Linked DNA regions of Homo sapiens: region 1 is linked to region 2. Evidence: chromatin loops called from intact Hi-C (ENCODE). Cell type or tissue: heart right ventricle. All regions are shown on one strand. Links, peaks and the distances in the headings refer to the core of each region. The heading gives the core; the rest is flanking DNA.

The links. Peaks named below come from ENCODE experiments on the same cell type or tissue, not always from the same donor. Only the 100,000 strongest peaks of a DNase experiment are listed, where the experiment ranks them.
Region 1: it touches region 2 in a loop (6-fold over the local background); 12 of 110 quality-filtered maps call a loop at or near these places.

What each region holds. Positions count from the first base shown.
Region 1 is chr9:135,340,751-135,345,744 of GRCh38, forward strand. It overlaps LINC02907 (long intergenic non-protein coding RNA 2907), which reads left to right and starts at 2,499. Exons shown (of 3, transcript NR_171012.1): 1 at 2,499-2,721; 2 at 3,272-3,703; 3 at 4,544-4,994. RefSeq lists an enhancer at 1,540-2,252. In heart right ventricle, for the core only: a CTCF peak has its summit at 3,390 (motif pointing left); a DNase peak (open chromatin) is centred at 3,361; H3K27me3 peaks cover 3,908 bases.
Region 2 is chr9:134,687,316-134,693,335 of GRCh38, forward strand. It overlaps COL5A1 (collagen type V alpha 1 chain), which reads left to right. Exons shown (of 66, transcript NM_000093.5): 2 at 3,597-3,764. Among named protein-coding and RNA genes, the nearest start is that of COL5A1-AS1, 37 kb to the left of the region's middle. RefSeq lists an enhancer at 1,475-2,265. In heart right ventricle, for the core only: a CTCF peak has its summit at 2,428 (motif pointing right); DNase peaks (open chromatin) are centred at 2,426 and 4,086; H3K27ac peaks cover 1,606 bases.

The sequences.
Region 1 (4,994 bases), core at 995-4,994, 650 kb after region 2:
ATTGAATGGCTTCTCACCATGTGTGCTGTGGCTCAGCAGGCTCCCAGAATGGGGTGTCCCCCAGGTCCCATCAGAACCTAACAAACAGACAAAGTGGCCAGCAACAGCTGCACAGGGGCTGCACGGACGGGGCGTCCGCTCTGCTGCTGACCAGATGGGCAGGCCCAATAAACAACCCCTCAGTTTCTCCATCTGTGACTCGGGAGCCATCAGCAGAAAGCTCTTGCAGGGCTGTGGGGAGCTCAGTGCACCCATGAGGGCATCACAGGCACGGTGCCCTGCACCTCAGGGGTGCCCTGGGCGGGCAAGGTCTTCTTCCAGCCTGACTGCCCCAAGAAAGGGATAGGGTGCTTTGCACAGACCCCAAATCCACAGTCCAAGCTGCGGTGTAGTTTTGCTGAGATTCTGGAAATTCCTTTCTATTTTGCAAAAAGAGGAGCCAAGGACCAGCACCAGAGGGGTGGCCCGGGGCCCAGGCACCCACCCAACTGAGCTGCGGCAGAGGGCAGCGGGCTCTCTGCAAACTGTAACAAGTTGGCTCTGTGGCCCTGTCTGTCAGAGGAGGAGGCTGTTCCCAGGAGACGTGGGCTCCACGGGAGACGCGCCGGCTGCGCTCAGCGGGGAGAGGTTGTCGCTCCAGTCCCTAGTGGAGGTCTGTTTGTGCAGGAAGCCGTCATCAGCAGAGAGGCTTTTATAGAAAGCCTCACCATTCCCCCTGCACCTAATTTGAGATGAAGGAACTCATTTGCTACGGAAGGCTCTAGAAAGTGGCTGCTGGCATGGTGGCAGGTGTGTGGGGATGGGAGAGGTGGCAAGAGGTCCAGGGACCCAGGCAGGATGGCCACTTATGGGTGTCCAGGCACCCACAGCTGACCCATGGGGCCCAAGCAAGAAGGACGCCAAGGCCACAGCGGGTGGAAGGGACCTGGTGGGAGACCCAGCTGAGGACAGCAGAGGCTGAGGACAGCAGAGGCTCAGCCCCACTTCCCCTGTGGTCCCTCACAAAGCCCCTCCCTCTTTCCAGACTCCTCCCCTCAGAACCTTCTCCGTCCGCCCACCGGCCAAGGCTCAGAGGGCTCTGGGGAAGGCGTGCGGGGTGGCAGGGCCCACCCAGGGTCCGGGTGCACCTGCAGGGCAGGCCCCGAGCTGCTCACCTCCCTGCTTTCCTCAGCCTCGAAGCAGCCAGGGCTCCTGGGCAGGGCGCCACAGCAGCCTCTATTTACCCCTCTGTAAAATGGGAAGAAAGTTCTCCCCAGGTGAGGCTGTCTCATGACTAAATCAGACACTCCAAGCTGATGCTCTGAAGCCACAGGTGTCCCTGCATCCCCATCACTAATACTGTCCTCTTTCCTACCATGGACAGGGGGCTCAGCGCCCAGGAAAAGAGCTCCACACTTTTCTAGCATCCCCTCGGGAGCTCTGGTTCCATAGAAGGGGGCTCCCAGTGTCCGATGGGGCTGAGCACAGCATGCAGCTGGGGCCCCCGTGTCCTAGGGATCCGAGAGCACACTGTTGGGCAGCAGCTCCTGGACGGGGCCCACCAGCCTTTGTGCAAACCAAGAAGGAGCTCGTCCCCTGGTACCAGGGCACCCAGCTGGCAAGCACAGGTGGCTGGACCCTGGCTCCCTCATTGGCACCTGCGGGGCCACATCGTGACCTTTGTGGGCCCCAGACACCATTCCCCCTGCACCTGATGGATCCATCGCTTTGCCCAGCCTTGGCTCTCGAGGTGACCTTCAAGGACTGCTGCAAGGACTGCCCCGCCAAGGAGCCTGGCACAGGCTGTTGGACACAACCCCAATTACTGACAGGTTCGCAAAGACACCCAAGCTGCAGGGCCTTGGCAGACGGGTAAGCAGCCTGATCTCGTCCAGAAATCTTGTCCACGTGCACCTCCCGGGAGCCCTCCTTCGGAGATGGCCGAGGCCTGATGCCCCAGAAGTCACTGTGTCCAGCTCCCACCTCTCCTGCCCCTCAACCCCTCAGTTCCTCCCTGGGAACCACCTGTCAGCTGCCCCAGCCTGGATTTGTGTTTTCACCCGGGAGTGACTCGGGGCCTCTGGTGGCCTGGGGAGATGGGGGAGCTTCCTGGGTCCAGGCACCAGCAGTCACCTCTGTCCCCAAGGAAGGCCCTGCCAAAGGGCCGGGCACCAGGTGCTCCACGTTTAGGCCAGGACTAGTTGATGGCTGCCCAGGCTCCCAATGACACATTCCCCTCCTCCGGGGTTGTCCCTGCTGGGCCTCTGTGCCAGCTGACAGCCAGAAGTCTGGTGATCGAGCCCGGTGGGGTCTCTGCCTGGGGAGGGATCCCTGGGTTTTGTCCCCATGCAGTGGGGGCTCAGGAAGTGCCCCCCAGCTTCCTCCTGCCTCTCAGCATTCCCAGCTGCCAGCACAGAGAGGCTGGGCTCAAGTCTTCTCCAAGGCCAGTGCCACCCTCCACCAGGTCCCACTGAGCCTCATGGGGCTGGTGGAGCCACCTGCCCACCTCAGCACTGCATCTCCAGCCAGGGCTGAGTGGCAGTGTGGGCACCGCGGCCCGGGACGACAGCCTGGGCTCAGAGTCAGGCTTGTGGCTTCGCCTCTCAGCTTGCGTCTCCTCCCCTGTGGGATGGGGGATTCCGTGGCACCCCCATGATGAACAGGATGCCATGGGCCTCAGCCCAGGGCAGACCTCAGTGTCCTTCCTGTGGCCGCTGCTGGAGGTGCGTGACCACAACACAGGTGTGTATCGATGTCACTTTGCGTCATGCCTGTGGGGAGGGCCCTCTCGCCCCATGGTCTCCATGGGGCCTCATCACACCTGGGAGGTAACTGGGGCATCTCAATTTTACAGATGAGTAAATGGAGGCTCAGAGCAGTTACAGGCTGAGGCTGAGACCTGGGCAGGTCTTTGTCATCTTGGAGTCCAGCACATACACAGGGCTAGCCTCCAATGGGCTAAAGGGAGCTGCCTCCTATACCTCCCTGTCCCCAGACACACACACAGAACCCCCACATATGCACAAGAGCACACGGCCACAGGAGTGTGTGCAGGTGTGTGCATGCATGCATGCGCATGCACACACATCCTTGCACAGAATGCACAAGGCACACACAGGCACAGGCGTGTGCACACACGTGTACACACACACATGCCTGCATGCATACCTCCCGGCTCCACAGAGGGGAGGGGGCATTTCCCAGGCAGGCTATGCTTCTCCAGCAGTGAGCGAACAAAATCTGTGCTCTGGGTGCCCAGAGCCCGGCAATGAGGGGATCTCACACCCTCCAGGGAGGGGACTCGTCCCCGCCACTGTGCTGACGCCTGGGTCTCCAGAGACCCTCCTGGAACTCCGCCAGGCCTTCCTGGGTTCCAGACAGGCCCGCCACGGGCATGACGCAGCGCCATCTAGCGGACAGCAGGGCTGCAGCGTGGACAGAACGGCCGGACGCCCAGTCCTGGGCTGGCGGCTGAGGAACAGCCTCACAGGGCAAGAGGGCAGGCAACACCTGCATCTTTCCGGCATAAGAACCTCAAGAAAAGCAAAGGAATATAAGCCTGTGTTCTTTGGAGCCACCGAAATCTCTGTTCTCATGGCAGTCGCTGAAAGTTTAAGGGAGCCGCCACCGCCCCAATGGGGTTGGTTTCTTTCTTCCCTGTTTTTAAAGATCTTTTAAAATGTCTAGAGAGACCCTGGGATCCAGTGCTGGACGGATGATGCAGGTTTGTGTGCATTTGGGTTCTTGCCCCACCCTCAGCCTCAGCCACAGCCACAGCATGGCTCCCTGGTGGTCTCGGGAGCAGGTGAACAGGGAGGTCCTGCTGTCGGTGCAGACCCCGCTCTCACGTCAGCCACTTTGCTGGGTAGGAATGAACTGAGACACTGCAGGGCACCCGCTAAGCCCACATCAAGCTCTAATTCCACAGTTATTTTGCAAAGAGGATAATGTTCCCCTGAGGACTCGCTGGATCATCTGCTCTCGGCCAGGGTGGCTGCAGGGCTGTGGGCAGCTGGTGCCTCTAGACAAGACATCTTCACCCCAAAACCCCAGGCCTGAAGTCCCAGGACCCCTTTCTCACCACAGTGACCACCAGGTGGCAGGTCAGGTGCAGAGGGGCCCTCTGCACCCCCAACTCTCAGGGGGATGGGACACCCACCACCCCTCAGGGCCTTCATCCCTCCTGTAAGTAGAGGCTTGCCTTTTGGATACCATGGCAGGGATCTCACATTCATGCCACACAGCAATTCGTGGGGACCTCAGAGATACGCGGGGAGGGCAAACAAGGCCCGCATCTGGAGTACAGCAGCGGGCTTGGCTGGAAGGATGTAAAGGGCACAGGCCGTCTGTCTCTACCCACAGCCCCTAGAGCCTGCAGCGTCGTGCTGCTGGTGAGAAAGACGGCGGCACCATCACATGCGAGAGACAGCTGTCTGTCGAGAGCCTGCTTGGGCTCCCAGGCTCCCTCATCGCCTGACACCCCCACGTGGGGAGGGGGCGATGACCTTTCACGTAGAGGAAGTTGAAAGCTGCTTTTTTCTTTTTGAATCTCATCTCCACTCAGGGCCACACAGAGAGGCTATTGTGTGTCACTTGCTGGGTTAGGAACAGACGGATCAGGGCTTCTATGCTGCGTCTGCCTGGTCCTGGGAGAGAGAAACTCACACAACCATCTGCCTGGAAGACCTGGGCTTCTCAGGCTAGAGGGTCTGCACATGTAGGTGTGTGTGCATGCATACATATGCCTGCGTGTGGATGTCTGTGCTTCACACAAACAAGTGTACTTGTGGGCATATGTGTGTGTGTGCCTGCATGTGCAGCTCTGGGTATGTGTGTGTGCGCATGCCCCTGAGTCTCTCTGCATGTGATGCATTTGTGCATGTGTGTGCCTGTGTGCCCGGGTCTGTGTCTATATATATGCATGCATGGATATGCATACGTATGTGCATTTCTGCACATGTGTGCGTATGCCTGTATGTGCCTGGCTATGTGCACACACATGTGAATGTCTGAGC
Region 2 (6,020 bases), core at 803-4,802:
TTAGCTCCCCAGACTGCAGAGCAGGATGGTGCCTAGAGGAGACAGGGCTGGAGCTTGGGTGGCCAAGGCACAGCAGGACACCTGCTATTCTCTGGGACTTCATCCATCCATCCATCCATCCATCCATCCATCCATCCATCCATCATCCATCCATCCATTCATCCATCCATCCATCCATCCATCCACCATGTGATGGACTGACCCCATAGGTGATCCGGTCATGGCGAGGGTTCCATGGAATCAACAAAGTTTTTGTTTCATGAAGCTTTCGGAGCTGGCCTTCTGTGCATCAGATGGTCGGTCTCAGGAACCTCTGGGCACAGCTGCATGGTCCTTCACTAAAGAGTAGGCACCGGGCTGGGTGTGGAGACCACACGCGTGATGCCATCTCGTCTTCACTGAGCACCTGGGCTGCTCGGTGGGTCCTCTGGGAACTGCTGGTGATGGGCCCCTGCCTGGCTGTCTAGGAGAAAAGGGCAAAAGAGAGGGGCTCTTGTTTGTTGAGCCGGGAAGTGCACGGGCCAGTGTGCGGTGGCCACTGTTGATTCTGCAGCTTCTCTCACTGGCCTTGACCCACTGGGATCCACCCTCTGGTGGGGGGTGCCACTGGCTTCAAACCCATGTCCACCTGTCCCCAAAGCTTGTGCTGTGTCCAAGTGGAGTTTTCATCCTGATGGAGGCTGGAAGAAAAGCTCCTGAAAGGCTGTGCGCCAGGCTCCTCCTGGGCTCTCCCCAACCTTTTCTTTTTCAAAAAGTACTTAATGTTTTCCTCTGCTCTGGCACAGGAAGCCCCTGGCCAGCAGGAGGGGTGGCACTAGGCCTGGGAAAGGTCTGGTGGCCTCTTAAACTTGTTGCAACAGAGATCTGCGAACATGTCCACCAAGCCTGCTGGAAAACAGCTCTTGCCTTCAGCAATGGAGAAAACAGGCTTGCGAGCCTGAGTCTGGGAAGAGCATCACGGGCTTGTTATGGTGTGAGTCCAGGAAGCCCCGGCCGGGATCCTTGCTCCCCTGCCCCGGCCGCTGCCAGTGCTGGAATTGAGTCTTAGGGATGACCCAGGGCTCGGCACTGTGTCATCTTCAGCAGGTGGACCGGCAGCTGGCGCATCCTCTCTTTCCACGGGCTGCATCCAGGCCCAGGGCTGCGCGGTGCAGCCTCACCAGGCACTGGCACTCAGCGTTTCTTCTCAAGTCAAAGGCAAAAGCCCACCAAAGCCTTCTTTGCTGGGGCCAGGTGGGAGGTGCCATACATGCCCGAGGGGGTGACAGAGCTGGGTGGGCTGTGCCCTGCTTGGCAGCCGAAAGCCACCCAGGAAAACAGAGAGGCCATGAGAGGCCTGGACGTGGGGTGTTCTGGGTCCCTGTGCCGCCCCTCCCCTTTGTCACTGTTCCCACGCCGCAGTGGGAAATCCTCAGCTTCTCCATGTTTCTGGCTTCTTGATTTAATTGGCAGAGGACTGCAGCAAAGCCAAGCTGTAGAAATGACACCGTCAGAGGCAGGGACTTCAGAACCCTGGGACCTGGGTACTGTGGAGCCTTCCAGAGAACTGTGGATGGGGAGGGGCTTCATGAATGAGAAATGCGGCTTCGATTTCCCTCCACCCTGGTCTCCTTCAGAGCCCTGCCCAGGCTGCTGTCTTCCCTGCACTGTCAGCTGGTCATGGCGGGGGTGGGGGTGGCACAGGTTCCTGTCTGTACCTCCTTGTGGCCTGCGCACCAAGCACAGTGCCCGCGCTGAGTCCCCTGGAGGGACAGGGAGTGCTGGGGAGACAGAGTCCTCCGTCTGGGTGCTCCTCTTGCTGAGGGCCTGCTGGGACAAGCAGTGACACTGCGCCATTGTCTCTGGCAGCCACCTCCTCCCGTGGCAGTGCCGAGGCTGCAGGTGCCCCTGGCTGCAGGAGTCCTTGAAAACCAGCAGAGAGGAAACCTGCGTGGCCATCCCATCTCACCTCCAAACCTTCTGCCCTTGGGAAAAAGGTGGGACTTTCCTCTTGAGCCCGTCGCAGGCTGATCACCATTCCTCCCTGGGGAGGAGGGCCAGGCCAGAGAGCGGGGAACTGATAGCTGAGGAGGCCCACACCACTGCACCCAGAGATGGGCACTGTTTAGTAGCAGATGTTGGGATCTAACTCCAATTGGCATTAGCATAAAGAGGGATACACCGGTTTCTGTCAGGCACAGCTTGATCCAGCTACTCAAACAGTGTGGCCAGTCTGTCTCTCTGCATCCTCAGGCAAGCACTCTCCACCTGCTCAGGAGACAGTTGCCAGCAGCTCCAGGTTCCTGTTCTGTGTTTGGAGCCAGCAGAGCAGGGAGGATTCCTCTTTCTCAAAGGAAAAAAGCCCCAGGACGGAGCTTCCTTATCCTGGCTGGTCTCACGTCCATCCCTGAGCTGACCGTCTGGGACAGGGCGGTGTCATGCTCTGATTGGCCAGCAGAGGGGGCACGGCCAACCCCGTCCACATCTACTGGGCAGGGCAGTTGCCGGCTGCTGGGTTCCTCCAACTCCCAGGCCGCCCCAACACACACCATTCTGTCGCTGTGATGCCAACTTCGAGTTTATTTTCTCTGCCGGGACTCCCAGGGAGCCTCTTGCTCGTGGGCACAGGAGCAGTGCTTTTCCCATAAAACTGACCTTGTTCAGGGCAGGTTCCTGGATTCGCGCCTTGTGGTGGATGCAGGTCTGGGGTCCTCGTGGTGTGGGGGAAGGAGGCTCTGGCAGATGGGGCCGTCTTTTGTGTTGGAGGGTGACCATTGAGCTCCCTGGTAATGATCACGGCTTCAGTGGCCAGAGGTCAGCTTATCCCCTTGCCCTTCCCTGAGAGCCCCTGGATAGAGGGTCAGGAACCTTCTGGAAGGGATGCGGGGGCTGCCCCTCCCTTGTTCTTGGCTCTGCATGGTCTGGCGATGTGGGCAGGGGTCTTCCAGGGCAATGGAAACTGCACACCCGCTGTAAACGGTCATGGGAAGGCGACAGACAGTCCAGGTGGATAATGACGGGGGGATAAACTAGGCCAGTGACATCCCCGTGACCTCTGGAGGGGCCTCAGGTGGGGTGAAGGTTCTCAGGGCTGCAGGGCAGATGTTGTGACCCACCGGTTCTCCTGTGTCATTGCACAGCACACCATAAGGCGGTCAGCTCCGCAGTGGGCCTTCTGTGGCCTTCCAGCATCTGCCTGGGCTGCTCTCCTTACGTGGCCAATGAGAAGAGGTGTCTGGGAGGCTGGGTGTGTGGCCCCTGCCAGCCTCAGGAGCCACGAGAGCGCAGTGAGGAAGGAGGGCGTCGTCAGAGCTGGGCTAGCCCGGGTCTGCCCCTGGTGTGTGGCCGCTGGTGGGGACAGGGATGGGACCCTCTGGGCTAGCCTGGGTCTGCCCCCGGTATGTGGCTGCTGGTGGGGACAAGGATGGGACCCTCCTCCGCAGCGTGGTGCCCTGCCTCGCCCAGCACGCGGCTCTAAGCTGGTCCTGGGGCTCTTCTGAGTGCCCAGGATTCACAGTGGTGGGGGTGGGGGTGCTTCCTGTCATCCCAGCTTCCGGGTGTTCCCAGGTGCTCCTTTCCTCTCCGTGGCTAACTCTGCTCCTCCTCTGTCATTTCAGCTCAGCCAGCAGATCTCCTGAAGGTTCTAGATTTTCACAACTTGCCTGATGGAATAACAAAGACAACAGGCTTTTGCGCCACGCGGCGATCTTCCAAAGGCCCGGATGTCGCTTACAGAGTCACCAAAGACGCGCAGCTCAGCGCACCCACCAAGCAGCTGTACCCTGGTAAGTGCCGCACCCTTCTGTTTGGGGCGGTGGGTCCCGTTGGCCCTCTGGCCTCCAGCCAGGAGCAGCGCTCAAGCCTGCGTGGTGGCAGAAGCGGGCTCAGCTTTCCAGGAAGCCCCTCTCACGAGCCCGGCTTCGTTTCACTGTAGTGAAAAGGCAGTTGCAACAGTGGGATTTTGTCCTTCTGGACGGGACTGGGCTTTGTCACTGTCCTTCTCTGCTGGATGTGGGTGGGTGGGTGTGGCCCAGTGCCCTTGACCTTCTATCAGCTGTGTCTCTGGTGGTAGCTGGGCCGCCAGGACTCCAAGGGCAGAAAGAGTCGGATGGGTCCTGAGGGATGAGGTTGAGAGAAACCTCGGGGTCGTGGGAAAGGAAGCACTTCCAGACAGAAGCTTAACCAGGGGCAGTGACATTAAGAGACGATGAATCAAACGTCGTGACTCCTAGCAAGAGCATGGGAGGCTTTTAATGAGAGTCAACTGCTAAATGCCGGGTCTCTGCTTTTAATTACATGCCCGGAGCGGGAAGCAGCATTAGCTCTAAGATACAGCATCCAAGTTGTCCCTGTCACCCAGTCGTGGGGCGGCACCTGCCACAGTTAATTAAACCCTCTGGGCTTATCTGGACGTGATTAACGAGCTGTTGATGGAGAACCTCATCGCCTTGACCCAGCCACTTGCTCATGGCCTGGACTAAAATGAGCTCCTCTTTCTGATTCAGATGAGAAAGGGACGGGGGATGTAGGGCAGGTGAGTTCACTTTATGAGATGCTCTGTAATTATTAGAAGACAGCGCAGCATCTTTTTGGTGGACCTGGAGGTGACCCCGGCATTGAACCCACGATCAGGGCAGTCTTTGAATGCTCCGTGGTGTTTCTGATGATCGTGTCCCCACGGGGCCCCTGAAGGACACCCTCTTTTGAGGGGCTGTTTCTGCTTCCACAGACGTGCTCTCTGTACACTCATCCCCAGCCATTGCCCAGCCCTCCTTTACATCCATGTGACCTTGAAGAGTTTGTCTCTGAGAGAATCTGGGCAGTTCTTTTCAAGAATGTTTTTGAGAACGAGTTATTTCAAGAAACACCTTCGAGGCACCGAGTCTCTGCCTTGCAGCTTGGTGGAGGTGAGGTGAAGTGGCCTGGGACCCCTGGCAGCCCATATTCTCTTAAACAGCCCACCTCTGGGTACCAGAGTGGCCCTGGGCTGTGGATCCCCAGCCTCAAGCGTGTGGAACTCATCGGCTCAGACAGCCTGTCCCCGCAAAGGACTGCAGCGGTTTCGTTTCTCCAGGCCTCTGGAGGAGCGTTCATAAGCTTCTGGGAGAGCATCTCTTTTGGAATTAGCCATGGAATCCTCACTTGGACCTTGGCCCAGAAATTGCACCCTTTTCTGCCCCATGACCCCCGGTTTAGAATTCGTGACCTAGAGATCCTGGGAGGGCTGGTCCAGGGAAGGGCTTAGAGAGCTGATTGCCGAGGACCACATGGACTCTGGGTGTGTGACACGCTGAGGGGCACCCTGGGAAGTAAGCGCTCCTGCTTTCCAAGGGGATCTTCAGCCACTTTGTTTAATCTTCTCTGTGTCACCCAATTCTGGGGTGTGGGCACCACACACTCACTGGACTTTGTCCTTCTCTGCTGGATTATCTTGTGGCCAGAAATATTACAGTATCTCAGGAATACGGGCTAATTATTGGATAAATAATCTAGGATCAGCTGGGCGCGGTGGCTCACCCTGTAATCCCAGCACTTTGGGAGGCTGAGGCAGGCGGATCACTTAAGGTCAGGAGTTTGAGACCAGCCTGGCCAACATAGTGAAACTCCATCTCTACCAAAAATACAAAAATTAGCTGGACGTGGTGGTGCGCGCCTGTAATCCCAGCTATTCGGGAGGCTGAGGCAGGAGAATCACTTGAACCTGGGAGGCGGAGGTTGCAGTGAGCTGAGATCGCACCACTGCACTCCAGCCTGGGTGAGAGTGAGAATATGTCAAAAACAAAAAAAAAGGAAAAGAAAGAAATGGCTTGGCCTTCCAGCAGTTTCTGCATAGCAGGCTCTCTGTGCCTCTCTCAGCAGGGACCCCATCCCTGAGCAGGGCTCTTATCTACAGATCAGTTGGTTTCCATGTCTGTTTCCGGCTTTTAACCAGATGCTAGGTGAGCGAGGTTACCGTGACACAGTGAAGCAGTGAGCCGAGATCGCGCCATTGCACTCCAGCCTGGGCAACGGAGTGAGTGAGACTGTCTCAAACAAAACAA